Linked DNA regions of Homo sapiens: region 2 is linked to region 1. Evidence: chromatin contacts called from ENCODE Hi-C or POLR2A ChIA-PET data. All regions are on one chromosome and are shown on one strand. Each heading gives the region's core, a stretch centred on a gene start or an enhancer-like site at or near the end of the contact. The rest is flanking DNA. Distances are from core to core; before and after follow the strand shown.

Region 1 (6,510 bases), core at 1,212-3,711:
AAGATATAGAGCCCTCAAGAACTCTTGGAGGGCATGCTACCACAGACGAGTCTCTTCCACAGTAGCCCCAGAAGTGGTTGCACCACCACATAGATTGGATCCTATGGTGAAAGGCTGGGCTCACTTTAAGGCTGGGCAGACTGAATTGTGAAGAAACTCTGCGACTTATTCATAGATTGTGAGAATAAATGGTAAACAAGTAAATGAGCAAATACATCCATGCCAGGAAGGAAACAAACAGGGTGCTTTAACATTTAAAAAGAAGTGGGTGTGTCATACCCAGCACAGGCAATTCCATACAGACAAGACGGTAGATGAGTGGATGCCAGAGGCTGGGAGGAATGCGAGGTGGGCCGTGACTTCTTCATGGTATGAGGTTTCTTTTGGGGACAATGGAAATGTTCTGAAGTTAGATAGTGGTGATGGCCGTATAATATTGTGAATATACCGAAAACCATTGAATCGTACACTTTTAAATGGTGAATGTGGTGTTTTGTGAAATCTTATGTGAATTATATCACAATTAAATTTTTAATTAAAAAAGAAAAGCTGGCTGGGGCCGGGCCTATTTTAGATGAGGTAGTCAAAAAAGTTCCCTCCAAGGGGTTTCTATGACCAGAGGACTGAGAAATGGGAAGGAGCCAGCCTTTGGAAGATGCACGGAAGAGCTCACTGTGCAGATGGAAGAGCAAATGCAGATGCCACAGAGTGTGCCCCGCTTGGCAAGGTCCATGTGCTGTCCCAGATTCGGCCCCTGGGAAGGAAGAGAGAAAGAGAGCTTGAAGTGTAGGAAGAAGCTATATCCTAGAAGGCCTTGGTAGGGCACAGTAAGAAGTGGGGAGTTCATGCTAAATGAAATTGAAACCCACAGAAGGCTTTTCCGCAAAGGAGTGCCCACCCCACTTGCCATTTTTGGAAGATCGCTCCCAGCTCCCAGCACGCAAAGCACCCATTACCAAGTGGCAGGACCAACACAAGGTATGAGACATTGATGAGATTCATTCTCATTAGTTGGAAGCTTCTGCACTTTCAACAAAACTGTAACCAGGGGCTACGAATTAGATGATGAGCTTATTCTTAAGAAGACATGTTATAAAAGGTAATATGAAACAATATGGATTTCTTGTCTATTCCAAAAGGCACCTTCTCTCTTTCCCCATAAAATACTTGGTAATAAAAGGATACTCTGTCACCTCCCAGCTTCCTGGAGTGACAATGGCAATGCTGTCATTATTAAGTCAAGAGCGCCCTCTACAGTTATGAGTCTAGATTACAGCTTACTATTAGCCTCGAACAATGTCTACTTTTGTGAAAAATTACCATCCCCTCAGCTCATGCCATCCATGATAAGCTAGTCCCACCAACTCTTTCCTGAAAACTGAAGGAAAATATTCAAAGGAAGTGACATTGGCAGCTTTCTTGGATGACTGAAATGTCAACACAAATGTGTCGGCTCTTTGGAGTAACAGTCTCCATAGGCCAAAAGGAGGATGGTCGGGTGTATGTGTGTGTGTACAATATACATCTATCTACTCACTGCTAATCAATATTTGATCTCATTATGTAACTGGAAAAAGAGAACATGTGTTTGATCACTTTGTGATTATCAAAATACTTGATATCAAGTCGGTGAAAAGTACTTCAAAAATGTAGAAGTTTATTATCTTGCCATAAAATAATAGAACAAAGAGGCAAGGGACTGGCTTCCATTGGCCCAGTGACAGCAGCAGGAGGCTAGGAGAAGCTCAACCAACAGCTGAGCAGTAGTATGGACGGGTTGAAAAAGCAATTGATATTTGGGAGGAAGGCTTTGACCAAAAAAGTGGGGAGATGGATGGAACCATGAAAATCGCATGAAAAAGTGCGAGAAGCTTTTTTAAAAATTCCCCAGGAGAGGGATTTTAAAAAGAATACCCAGAGAGAGGCGCCTGTGAGCAGCTGGAGAGGACAGGGAGGACTATTTGTCTAGGAAATTAGAGCTGTTAGGCAGAGCTGAACTGCCTAGAGAATGGGAAATCATAATTTGTGAAACGCTTTTATTGCACCCCGCCATGGTGGATTCCTTGTCCCAAATATTCTTACGCAAAATTTATTCGGGAAGGAGAAAGAAAGGGCATGCGAGTTCAGAACCTGTCTCACGCCTCTAAAACTTCCAGGCCACCTTCAGTACAAAGAATGGGGGGAATGTCCGGGCGAGCCACGGGAGGCGTTGGGGAGAGGGGAAAACGGATTCCTTCCTGCCGTTCTGCTTCCACTGATTAATACAGCCATTAAAAAATGAAATCTGTTCCTTAGACAAAATATGGTGAAACATTCCTGCGCGCTCCATCCTTGAAACAGATTTCAGTATTGGCCTGTCTTCTCAGTGTTTGTTTTGGTTCCTTCAGCCCACGCTGGAGTCCATGGGTTTTTTCCTTCACTCATCATCTCGCCTCCTGCTGCTTCAGCCGAGAATGAAGTAATAATTCAGCAAGCTGTTCAGGACTTCCCATCAGCCCAACTGCACCGCGCCGTGTTTTGAGGGCTCAGGCATCCTTGAACTCCACGGCAGAGCAAGCCGCGGGAAGGAACTCACTCATGTTGGCTCCCTTGCCTCAATTAAGGCAGTTTAGGAAGCAAAGTGAGAGAAGCACTTTAAAAAGCACAAGAATATCTCCTCGTGGGTCCTCACTTGCATGTTCTTACGAAGCCGGATTGTTCGTAGCCTACTCTGCAATTTCAGAGTGGTGAGTGGCTCCAAAGCAGCTTACAAGGAAACATAACTGTCACAGAGGCTAAGAGATTGCTTAAAAATAAATTACTGATTCTCTTTTCCTGAGAGCAACCTGCTGTGACCTTTGGAAGGCTTCTTTTGGGTCTTCAATTTTGCATCTGCCTGAGCTAAAAGGGATTGCCAGAGTCCCACTGTTTGGTTTATGACCCAGCTCATCCCTGTCCCTTGGAGGACGTGAGGACATGAGCCTGGCATTAGTGCACACTGTAAATGTGTTTGTGCCCAGAACTCTCTAGAATAGAAAGGTTTCCAAGTACTTCACTATAATGACTTAGTCACAAATGAATTTTAATATGCTAGAAGAACATGAGTATTTTGGATGAAAAGCCAATCTTTTCGTCCCCCCTTTTAAAATAGAAAGAAGCATAGCATCTGAGCTCTGTGGAAGGGACCATCCAAAACTAATGAAATACCATCTTAACGTAAGCACCTAAAGCAAGCATGTGTGCGCCATGGGGGCCTCAGTCCTGGTGGTTTCCTGGAGAAGATTTCACATGAGAGAGAAAAAGCTTCTCTGTTCCCTGATGCAGTGTGGATATTTTTAAATGGACTTTATGCGTTTTTTGTTTATTTGGTTTGGTGCTGAAAAATTAGACAAGGCACTCAGCTCTCTTCACATGACTAAAGTTTGAACTTGTGCATAATGAGTGCAAAATAGTGTCTGAAAATAGCAAAGAACAGAAGAGTAAGATGATCAGCGGGAAGGGAGGCAGCACGTCATAGGGAAGGCAGCCAGTACTCTGAAAAGCAATCCAACAAATAATTAACTGGTTGAAAGCCAAGAGGACAGTATGATAACAGACACTGATAGACACTAATTATAAGTGCAGTACTGTGAAACATGAAGAAATGATATGGTTAACAATCCTAAAAATGTTACAATGGGCAATGTAAGATGAGCAAGGAAGCTACAAGGAACACTCTATCGTGTTATATTTTGGCTGCTAATTTCTAGCAATAACACATTTATAATGATATGCTATTAACAAATTGACCAATACATCTTTTTTTTTTTTTTTTTTTTTTGGAGACAGGGTCTCGCTCTGTCGTCCAGGCTGGAGTGCAGTGGCACAATTTTGGCTCACTGCAAGCTCCGCCTCCCGGGTTCACGCCATTCTCCTGCCTCAGCCTCCCGTGTAGCTGGGACTACAGGTGCCTGCCACCACGCCCAGCTAAATTTTTGTATTTTCAGTAGAGACACCGTTTCACCGTGTTAGCCAGGATGGTCTTGATCTCCTGACCCCGTGATCCACCCACCTTGGCCTCCCAAAGTGCTAGGATTACAGGCGTGAGCCACTGTGCCCGGCCGACCAATACATCTTTTGAACCACTGAAAAGGTTGGCTGAACAGAAAAGTATTTTTGCATGTAATATATATGGAAAGGAAAGAGAGAGTGTCAGATTATAGGAAGAGTTACACTGAGTCAAGCCCATCAAGGTACAAGGTTGAAGGTAAGATCCCAGGTGAAAGCCAGGCACGGTGGCTCATGCTTGTAATCCCAGCACTTTGGGAGGCTGAGACAGGATCACTTGAGCCCAGCAGTTCAAAACCAGCCTGGGCAACCTAGTGAGACCTTGTCTCTACAAAAACTAAACAAAATTAGCCAGCAATGGTAGCTCTCACCTGTGGTCCTAGCTACTCAGGAGGCTGAAGTGGGAGGATCACTTCAGCCGGGCAGGTCAAGGCTGCAGTGAGCTGTGATCATGTCACTGTACTCTGTCTCAAAAAAAAAAAATAAAAGTGTTCCTACTTCTCCACATCCTCTCCAGCACCTGTTGTTTCCTGACTTTTTAATGATTGCCATTCTAACTGGTGTGAGATGGTATCTCATTGTGGTTTTGATTTGCATTTCTCTGATGGCCAGTGATGATGAGCATTTTTTCATGTGTTTTTTGGCTGCATAACTGTCTTCTTTTGAGAAGTGTCTGTTCATGTCCTTTGCCCACTTTTTGATGGGGTTTGTTTTTTTCTTGTAAATTTGTTTGAGTTCATTGTAGATTCTGGATATTAGCCCTTTGTCAGATGAGTAGGTTGCAAAAATTTTCTCCCATTTTGTGGGTTGCCTGTTCACTCTGATGGTAGTTTCTTTTGCTGTGCAGAAGCTCTTTAGTTCAATTAGATCCCATTTGTCAATTTTGGCTTTTGTTGCCATTGCTTTTGGTGTTTTAGACATGAAGTCCTTGCCTGTGCCTATGTCCTGAATGGTAATGCCTAGGTTTTCTTCTAGGGTTTTTATGATTTTAGGTCTAACGTTTAAGTCTTTAATCCATCTTGAATTGATTTTTGTATAAGGTGTAAGGAAGGGATACAGTTTCAGCTTTCTACATATGGCTAGCCAGCTTTCCTAGCACCATTTATTAAATAGGGAATCCTTTCCCCATTGCTTGTTTTTCTCAGCTTTGTCAAAGATCAGACAGTTGTAGACACGCGGCATTATTTCTGAGGGCTCTGTTCTGTCCCGTTGATCTATATCTCTGTTTTGGTACCAGTACCATGCTGTTTTGGTTACTGTACACATGGACACAGGAGGGGGAACATCACACTCCGGGGACTGTTGTGGGGTGGGGGGAGAGGGGAGGGATAGCATTGGGAGATACATCTAATGCTAGATCACGAGTTAGTGGGTGCAGCGCACCAGCATGTCAATGTATACATATGTAACTAACCTGTACATTGTGCACATGTACCCTAAAACTTAAAGTATAATAAAAAAAAATTAATAAAAGATCCCAGGTTACTCCCCAGATGCAAAGACCCTATAAAGCCTTCCTAAAATAACCAGTCTTATCATCTCAATTGGCTGATGCTTAACGTGCAGTCAACAATTTTTTTTTTTTTTTTTTTTTTTTTTAAGAGACTGAGTCTCGCTTTGTTGCCAGGCTGGAGTGCAGTGGCATGATCTCGGCTCACTGCAACCTCCACCTCCCAGGTTCAATTGATTCTCCTGCCTCAGCCTCCCAAGTAGCTGGGACTACAGGTGCGTGCCACCATGCCTGGCTAATTTTTCTATTTTTAGTAGCAACGGGGTTTCACCATGTTAGCCAGGATGGGCTCCATCTCCTGACCTCATGATCTGCCTGCCTCAGCCTCCCAAAGTGCTGGGATTACAGGCATGAGCCACCGCGCCTGGCCGCAGTCAACACTTATTTCATCTTTAGCTTTATTGGCAACATTAGGGACTGTCAAAAGTTTGAATATGTCTTAAATTGAAAGCTCCAAAGGGCAGGAAGTCTGACTTCCTGGTTCACTTGTCAATACCACAGAACTACCATAGGTAAGTTTTTCCAACAATGTATTTTCTGTCACTTTTTGTTTTTCAGTTTGTTTGTTCGTGGTATGTAGGTATGCATTTTGCAGACAATGAGAGCAAACATTTACTGAATGCTTGCTGTGTGCCAGGCACCATCCTAAATTCTGTGCACACATTACCTTATTTAACCCTCACAGTAACCTTCATGGGGAGGTACTATGACCACCTCCCTCTTTGCCAGCTGAAACGACTGAGGCACACAGAGGCTAGTAAGTCTGCCACTCCTCATCTCTATCAAGTTCCAATTCCAACTGCTGGCAGAAATTACACTCCTAGCTAACTCCAGGTACGTTAGCAGTTTCAAATTTAAAAACAGTTCAGCATTTCCTCCTCCTCCTCCTCTTCTCAAGGTCGTTTCTAAGCTCTTGGGGACTTGTGTAGCACTGTGACACCCGGAAAAGGCATCTCCTCCCTTGTGGCCATCAT
Region 2 (7,013 bases), core at 4,477-6,976, 1.1 Mb before region 1:
ATAGAAAACTCTCATGTTTGGAACACATAGTTTAGATTTTAAGGTAATTTGAATATATCATGTGTGATTACTTAGAGATCAACTATTCTCAGCCCTGGCTGTGCATTAGAATTACTGAGGAACATTTTAAAAATACTGATGTCTGGGTCTCACACTCGGAGATTCTGATTTAATTTGGGAAGTGGATCAGACTCTATATTCTCAGAGATCCATGGGGAAATTCTAATGTATAGTCAAAGCTGGGAACCACCAGTATAAAACCTTGCAACTTAGAGTGTGGGCCATAGACAGTGTTAGCCTCACCTACAGCTTATTAAAAATACAAACTCTCAGGCCCCACCTTAGACTTTCTGAATCAAAGTCTGCATTTTAAGGTGAGGTAAGGTAGCTGACACCTGTAATCCCAGAACTTTGGGAGGCTGAGGTGGGCAGATTGCTTGAGGTCAGGAGTTCGAGAGCAGCCTGGCCAACATGGTGAAACCCCGACTCTACTAAAAAAAAATACAAAAATTAGCCAGGCGTGGTGGCGGGTGCCTGTAATCCCAGCTACTCAGTAGGCTAAGGCAGGAGAATTGCTTGAGCCTGGGAGCAGAGGTTGCAGAGAGCTGAGATTGTACCACTGCACTCCAGCCTGGGTGAGAGTGAGACTCCGTTTCAAAAAACAAACAAACAAGCAAGTCTGTATTGTAACTAGGTTGCAGATTCATTTGCAACATGTTTTTCATAGCACTTTGACTTTAAAAGTGCTTTCATAGTCATTTTTCTGTTCATTTGTGTATTTTGTGTGTGTGTAGGGGGGGTCCATTTATTAAGTATCTGGTGGGAGTGGACACTGTTGTAGATACTGAGAAACATAAAAGTAGGAATAAGATTTGGGCCTCCCTTTCAAGTAAGTTGCAAAGGAGTGGGGTGGAGGTGGGGTAGAAACAGATCTGGTGAGCAGATTGGGACCAGAGATGTAAAACAGCTGTGCTATGGAGCTATTGATAGCCTTTTGGGAGGAGAAGGAACAGGGGATACCCCTCCCTTCTCTACCCCATCTTCACTCAGGGAGTGGGATTTGAGCTGAGTTTTTCAAATAGAAGTAGGCATAGGACTGGTGGTTCCTAAAATGTGATTCCTGGCCAGCAGCATCTGCATCCCCTGAGAACATGTTAGAAATGCCATTTGTTGGGCCCTTTCCAGACTTAATGAATTACAAACTGAGGGTAGGGACCAGCCATCTGTTTTGTATTTTTTTTTTAACATGCCCACCATGGGGGGGAGGGTGGGGGGGGATTATGATACACATCACCCAAGTTTGAGAACACTGGATGCAAGCATTTTCCATACAGAGAAGAGAGGAAGGAGCATTGCACACCATTGAAAAAGTATCCCCCAAATCAGAGGAAAGGTCATTTGTAGCATTCTGTGAAGTTTGTCATGGCTTGAACTTAAAGTAAGTTGAACATAGTAAGCTGACTATACTAGGAATTTCCCCCAAATTTTGCTCAGATCCATGTATTTTTATTGTTCCGGAAAGCTTAATCTTTCCCTTTTAGGTCATTGGATCATTAATTACATTTAAAGAAAAAGCTTTGTGTTTGGTTGTATTTATTTATTTTTCTGAAAATTAAATTATGAAGTTGGCTGAACACTTTTTTTTATAATTGGAATGTTATAACTAGAAGATTTCTGTAGAAATGCATGGGAAGACTGAAGCATAGGGACATCCCTATTTGCCTTTAAATAAGCCTAGTTTAAATGGTCTTTCTTGGAGTGTAGCTGAATTTACATTGTCTGTGATCTTCTGTGATAGAGTGAATCCATATGAACCAAAACCTCCAGGTCCAAACAACTTTAATAATGTTAGTTTTTCCCATTTATATATTTTCTTGTCATAATAACCAGCATAGAGCAAACATTTTTTACTTTCCTTTTTCTCCTTCTCAAGTTGAACTGCTAATTGGCACCTTGGAGGCCAACGGGGGTCACCGAAGGGAGGAAAAGGGCTGGATAATGAATCAGGAAATAGGGTTCAAAGGGAATTCCCATTCCAGTGCTGGAAATAACCATAGAGATCACACAATCCAGCCTTTTCACATCAGAGGCCTCTGAGAGCTTAAATGAGTTGCCTAGGGTCACATTGTAATGTAGGAGCTGGAAACAGAAACCATGTTTCCCAACTCCTTGCTGAGTGTTCTTTCTACTGCTTCATAGATAGAGGTAGACTGTATCCTCATGGGGAAACACACACACTATGTGGGTGTTGCTGTAGAACATAATGATTGATTTTTCCCTTTGCCATGTGTAAGGGGCTAGTAATAGACCAGATCTCATCCAATTTGATAGCTTTAACTATATGTAAGGTACATGGATGTTCTTTGGTCAAGGTTAGGCCAAGGCAGACATCCAGGCCTGCATGATTCAGTGGGTTTAGGGTGCAGGCTCATACTCCATTTGTTATCACCTGTTTGTGTAAGTTCATTCTTGGCTTGGAGCTGCTGTTGTCTTTAAAAGGTATAACTGCCCGGCTGACAGTATTGCATGGGGCTTGGCTCTTAGGCATGGCTCAGCATGGCTCTTGTACTGGTGCCCAGAGAAACAGAGAGAGAACCAGAGCTGTCTTTCTTGTGGATGGACAGAGGGGAGCCAGGTCATGGCTTGGCTTGTCTCTCGTGCCCAGGGAAACAGAGAAAGAGTTAAGCTGCTGACCCTGAAAGCAGGGGAGAACCGGCTGTGCAGCTGTGTGTGTGGGAGCAGTTCAGAGCAAGCAGCCGAGACAGGGAGGACAGTGCGAGAGAGACAGTGTAAGTAAGCTGCTGATGAGAAAGCTGTTGATGAGAGCTGCTGCTGAATAAAATCATCTTTCACCTGCCTAAGGCTCCCTGAGTGTTCTTTCTCTTCATCCATCTACTCTCTTTGGACCTCAACATGACAATTGGCATAGTCATGAACCTGACACTATATATTGGTTGTTATGTCCCAAATCATCTTTGAAATGAATTAAAGTGTGAATAGATAATAAAAAGCAAATAAAATCAATCAACCCAATACTGACTTCCCTACTAAGGCCAAGGTTATATATCTAATAGCCTCCTGAACAGGTGTACCTGGACATTTCATATAGGCATTAAAAAATAAACATTTCCCAAATTGCATATTTACTCACCTAAAACTTGCCCCCCACCTTTAGATTCTGTCATTGTTTACTCAGAACCTTGAGAATCATCCTCAACTCTTCCTTTTTCTCTCACTTCACATGTACACTCAATCACTAGCTTTGTCAATTTTATCTCCTGTCAACCTTAGCTCTTAAACAGTTTTCAAGTCCAATGTGTTCTCATCACTTGCACTTCCACTGCCCTAAATCAGTCCACTAATACCCCTTATCTGGTCTATTGCAATGGTCTTCATCCTGGTTTTTCCTCCTCCAGGCTTGTGGTTGAAAGTTTCTCTTTCATACTGTTTTCAGCATGATCTTTCTAAAGCGCAAAGCAGACCACACCATAGCCTATTTTACAATAACCCTCCATCACTGATAAGACAAAACTTTAGAATGGCACAGACAACTCTATAATTTGACCTCTGCTTATAACGTTATGTCCATCTCTGGTAACTCTTATCTATATACCCATGTCCATCAAGATGAGACTACTTGTAGCTACCAAAACATCTTATTCACCAACTTATTTGACTGCCTGGTGAAAGCTTGTTCATTCAGAACACAACTCAGACATCACCATTTCATTGACATTGTCTCTGACATCTCCCCACTTTCCTCCAAAGCTAGAGTGAATTGCCTTCTCTGTACCTCTGAGCCTTACACATCTTTACACTTGCATATAATTTTCTTCAACATTTTATGAGGAAAATTTTCAAGCAGAAAAGTTGAAAGAATTTTGCAGTGATCACACAATTAATGTTTTATTGTGCTTACTTTGTCACATCTCTCTCTCTATCCATCAATCCACGTTTTTAGAAAAATGCTTTTCAAAGTAAGTTGCAGATATCGATATACTTTTTTCCAAATAACTCAGAATACATATCACTCAGAGTTCCTACATAACATATAGAGTTCTATATTTGTTTGTAATTCTTATTTTAAAATTTCATGTTAAATTTATGTACAATGAAATGTGAAATGCACAAATCTTAAGTGTACCATGAGATTCACTAAATCATACATGTGAGTAACCTACACACCTATCAAGATATAGAATATGACCCTGACCCTGAAAACTGTACTCAAGCCCCTTTCCAGGAAGTCTTCTCTTCTAGAGGCAGTGACTATTCCAATTTTCTTCCAACTAGTTTTGCCTGTTATAGAACTTTATATAAATTGAACTGTACAGTATATTCTCTTTCATGTAAGACTTCTTTTACTCAGCGTAATGTTTTTGAGATACATAGGTTGTATGTATCAGTACATTTTTTTTTTTTTTTTTTTTTTAAGATTCAGGGTCTCACTCTGTCGCCCAGGCTGGGGTGCAGTGGTGATCTTAAGTGTACCATGAGATTCACTAAATCATACTGTGTCCAAAATTGGTGGGTTCTTGGTCTCACTGACTTCCAGAATGAATCCGCGGACCCTCGCGGTGAGTGTTACAGTTCTTAAAGATGGTGTGTCTGGAGTTTGTTCCTTCTGATGTTCGGACGTGTTCGGAGTTTCTTCCTTCTGGTGGGTTCGTGGTCTCACTGGCTTCAGGAGTGAAGCTGCAGACCTCCGTGGTGAGTGTTACAGTGCTTAAGGCAGTGCGTCTGGAGTTGTTCATTCCTCCCGTCTGGAGTTGTTCATTCCTCCCAGTGGGCGCGTGGTCTTGCTGGCCTCAGGAGTGAAGCTGCAGACCTTTGCAGTGAGTGTTACAGCTCATAAAGGCAGTGTGGACCCAAAGCGTGAGAAGCAGCAAGATTTATTGCAAAGAGTGAAAGAACAAAGCTTCCACAGTGTGGAAGGGGACCTGAGCGGGTTGCCACTGCTGGCTGGGGCAGCCTGCTTTTATTCCCTTATCTGGCCCCATCCACATCCTGCTGATTGGTCAGTTTTACAGAGAGCTGATCGGTCCGTTTTACAGAGAGCTGATTGGTGCGTTTACAATCCCTGAGCTAGACACACATTGCTGATTGGTGTATTTACAATCCTCTAGCTAGATGTAAAAGTTCTCCAAGGCCCCACTAGATTAGCCAGACACAGAGCACTGATTGGTGTGTTTACAAACCTTGAGCTAGACACAGAGTGCTGATTGGTGCTTTTACAAACCTTGAGCTAGACACAGAGTGCTGATTGGTATATTTAAAATCCTTCAGCTAGACATAAAAGTTCTCTAAGTCCCCACCAGATTAGCTAGATACAGAGTGCTGATTGGTGCGTTTACAAATCTTGAGCTGGACACAGAGCACTGATTGGTGCACTTACAATCCTTTAGTTAGACACAAAAGTTCTCCAAGTCCCCACCAGATTAGCTAGATACAGAGTGCTGATTGGTGCATCTACAACCCCCCCTCTCCCACTAGACACAGAGTGCTGATTGGTGCATATACAATCCTCCCCTAGACATAAAAGTTCTCTCAAGTCCCCAACTGACTCAGGAGCCCAGCTGGCTTCCCCTAGTGAATCCTGTGCTGGGGACACGCTAGCAGAGCTGCCTGCCAGTCCCGCGCAGGCACGCCCACACCCCTCAGTCCTTGGGCAGTGGATGGGACCGGGCGCCTAGGAGCAGGGGGCGGCGCCGGTCGGGTAGGGTCGGGCTGGCGGGAGCCCGGGGCGGGGCTTGGGCATGGCTGGCTGCAGGTCCCCAGCCCTGCCACACGGGGAGGCGGCTGAGGCCCAGCAAGAATTCAAGCTCCGCGGGGGCAGGCCAGCAGTGCTGGGGGACCCGGCGCACCCTCCGCAGCTGCTGGCCCGGGTGCTAAACCCCTCACTGCCCGGGCCGGCGGTGCCGGCGGGCTGCTCTCAGTGCGGGACCTCGGAGCCTGCGCCCACCCGGAACTAGCCGCGTTCAGCCCTGGTTCCCGCCCCCGCCTCTCCCGCCACACCTCTCCACAAGCAGAGGGAGCTGGCTTCAGCCTCAGCCAGCACAGAGAGGGGCCCCCATAGCGCAGTGGCGGGCTGAAGGGCTCCTTGAGCATGGCCAGAGTGGACGCCAAGGCTGAGGAGGCGCCGAGAGCCAGTGAGGGCTGCTAGCATGTTGTCACCTCTCAATACATGTGAGTAACCTACACACCTATCAAGATATAGAACATTACCCCCACCCCGAAAAGTGTACCCAAGCCCCTTCCCAGGAAATAATCTCCTTTAGAGGCAATGACTATTCTGATTTTCTTCCAACTAGTTTTGCCTGTTATAGAACTTTATATCCATTGAACTGTACTCTTTCATGTAAGACTTCTTTTACTCAGCATAATGTTTTTGAGATACATAGGTTGTATGTATCAGTAATTTTTTTTTGTTTGCTTTTAGATTCAGGATCTCACTCTGTCACCCAGGCTGGGGGGCAGTGGTGCAGTCATAGCTCACTGCAGACTTGAGCTCCTGAGCTCAAGGAATTCTCCTGCCTCAGCCTTTCAAGTAGCTAGCACTGCTGGTATGCATCACGACCTCTGGCTAATTTTTTATGTTTTTCAGTAGAGACAGGGTTATTATTATTATTATTATTATTTTGTGACAGATTCTCACTCTGTTGCCCAGGCTGGAGTGTGGTGGCACGATCTTGGCTCACTGCAACCTCCGCCTCCTGGGTTCAAGTGATTCTCCTGCCTTAGTAGCTGGGACGACAGGCGTGTGCCATCACGCCAGCTAATTTTTGTATTTTTAGTAGAGACAGGGTTTCACTATGTTGGACAGGCTAGTCTCGAACTCCTGACCTCAGGTGATCTGCCCGCCTCGGCCTCCCAGAGTGCTAGGATTATAGGCGTGAGCCACCTCATCTGGCAGGGTCATTATTTTTTAAAAGTCTTTAAATTACCAAGTAATATTCCATTGTATAGATATACTAAATTCTAAAAATCCATTCTTCAGTTGAAGCACACCTGGG

Evidence for each region. Hi-C counts contacts between places; a loop is a spot of excess contacts on that map. ChIA-PET counts read pairs that join two places held with the same protein, here RNA polymerase II (POLR2A). Pooled maps may share reads with other maps.
Region 2: a map of endothelial cell of umbilical vein shows a loop between it and region 1 (4-fold over the local background). The contact joins two enhancer-like sites. A Hi-C loop is called at or near these places in 1 of 168 maps with a recorded cell type or tissue (endothelial cell of umbilical vein) and 2 of 50 pooled maps. POLR2A ChIA-PET finds 5 or more read pairs at or near these places in 1 of 52 experiments (PC-9).

What each region holds. Positions count from the first base shown.
Region 1 is chr14:54,346,946-54,353,455 of GRCh38, forward strand. No RefSeq gene overlaps it. Among named protein-coding and RNA genes, the nearest start is that of CDKN3, 47 kb to the right of the region's middle. Within about 2 kb of position 2,462, at least 12 of the 41 ENCODE cell types and tissues checked have a DNase peak (open chromatin) inside an H3K27ac peak, as active enhancers do.
Region 2 is chr14:53,211,870-53,218,882 of GRCh38, forward strand. The region is part of intron 5 of LOC105370502 (a long non-coding RNA gene); the gene reads left to right. Among named protein-coding and RNA genes, the nearest start is that of DDHD1-DT, 62 kb to the left of the region's middle. RefSeq lists a silencer at 5,622-6,041. Within about 2 kb of position 5,727, at least 21 of the 41 ENCODE cell types and tissues checked have a DNase peak (open chromatin) inside an H3K27ac peak, as active enhancers do.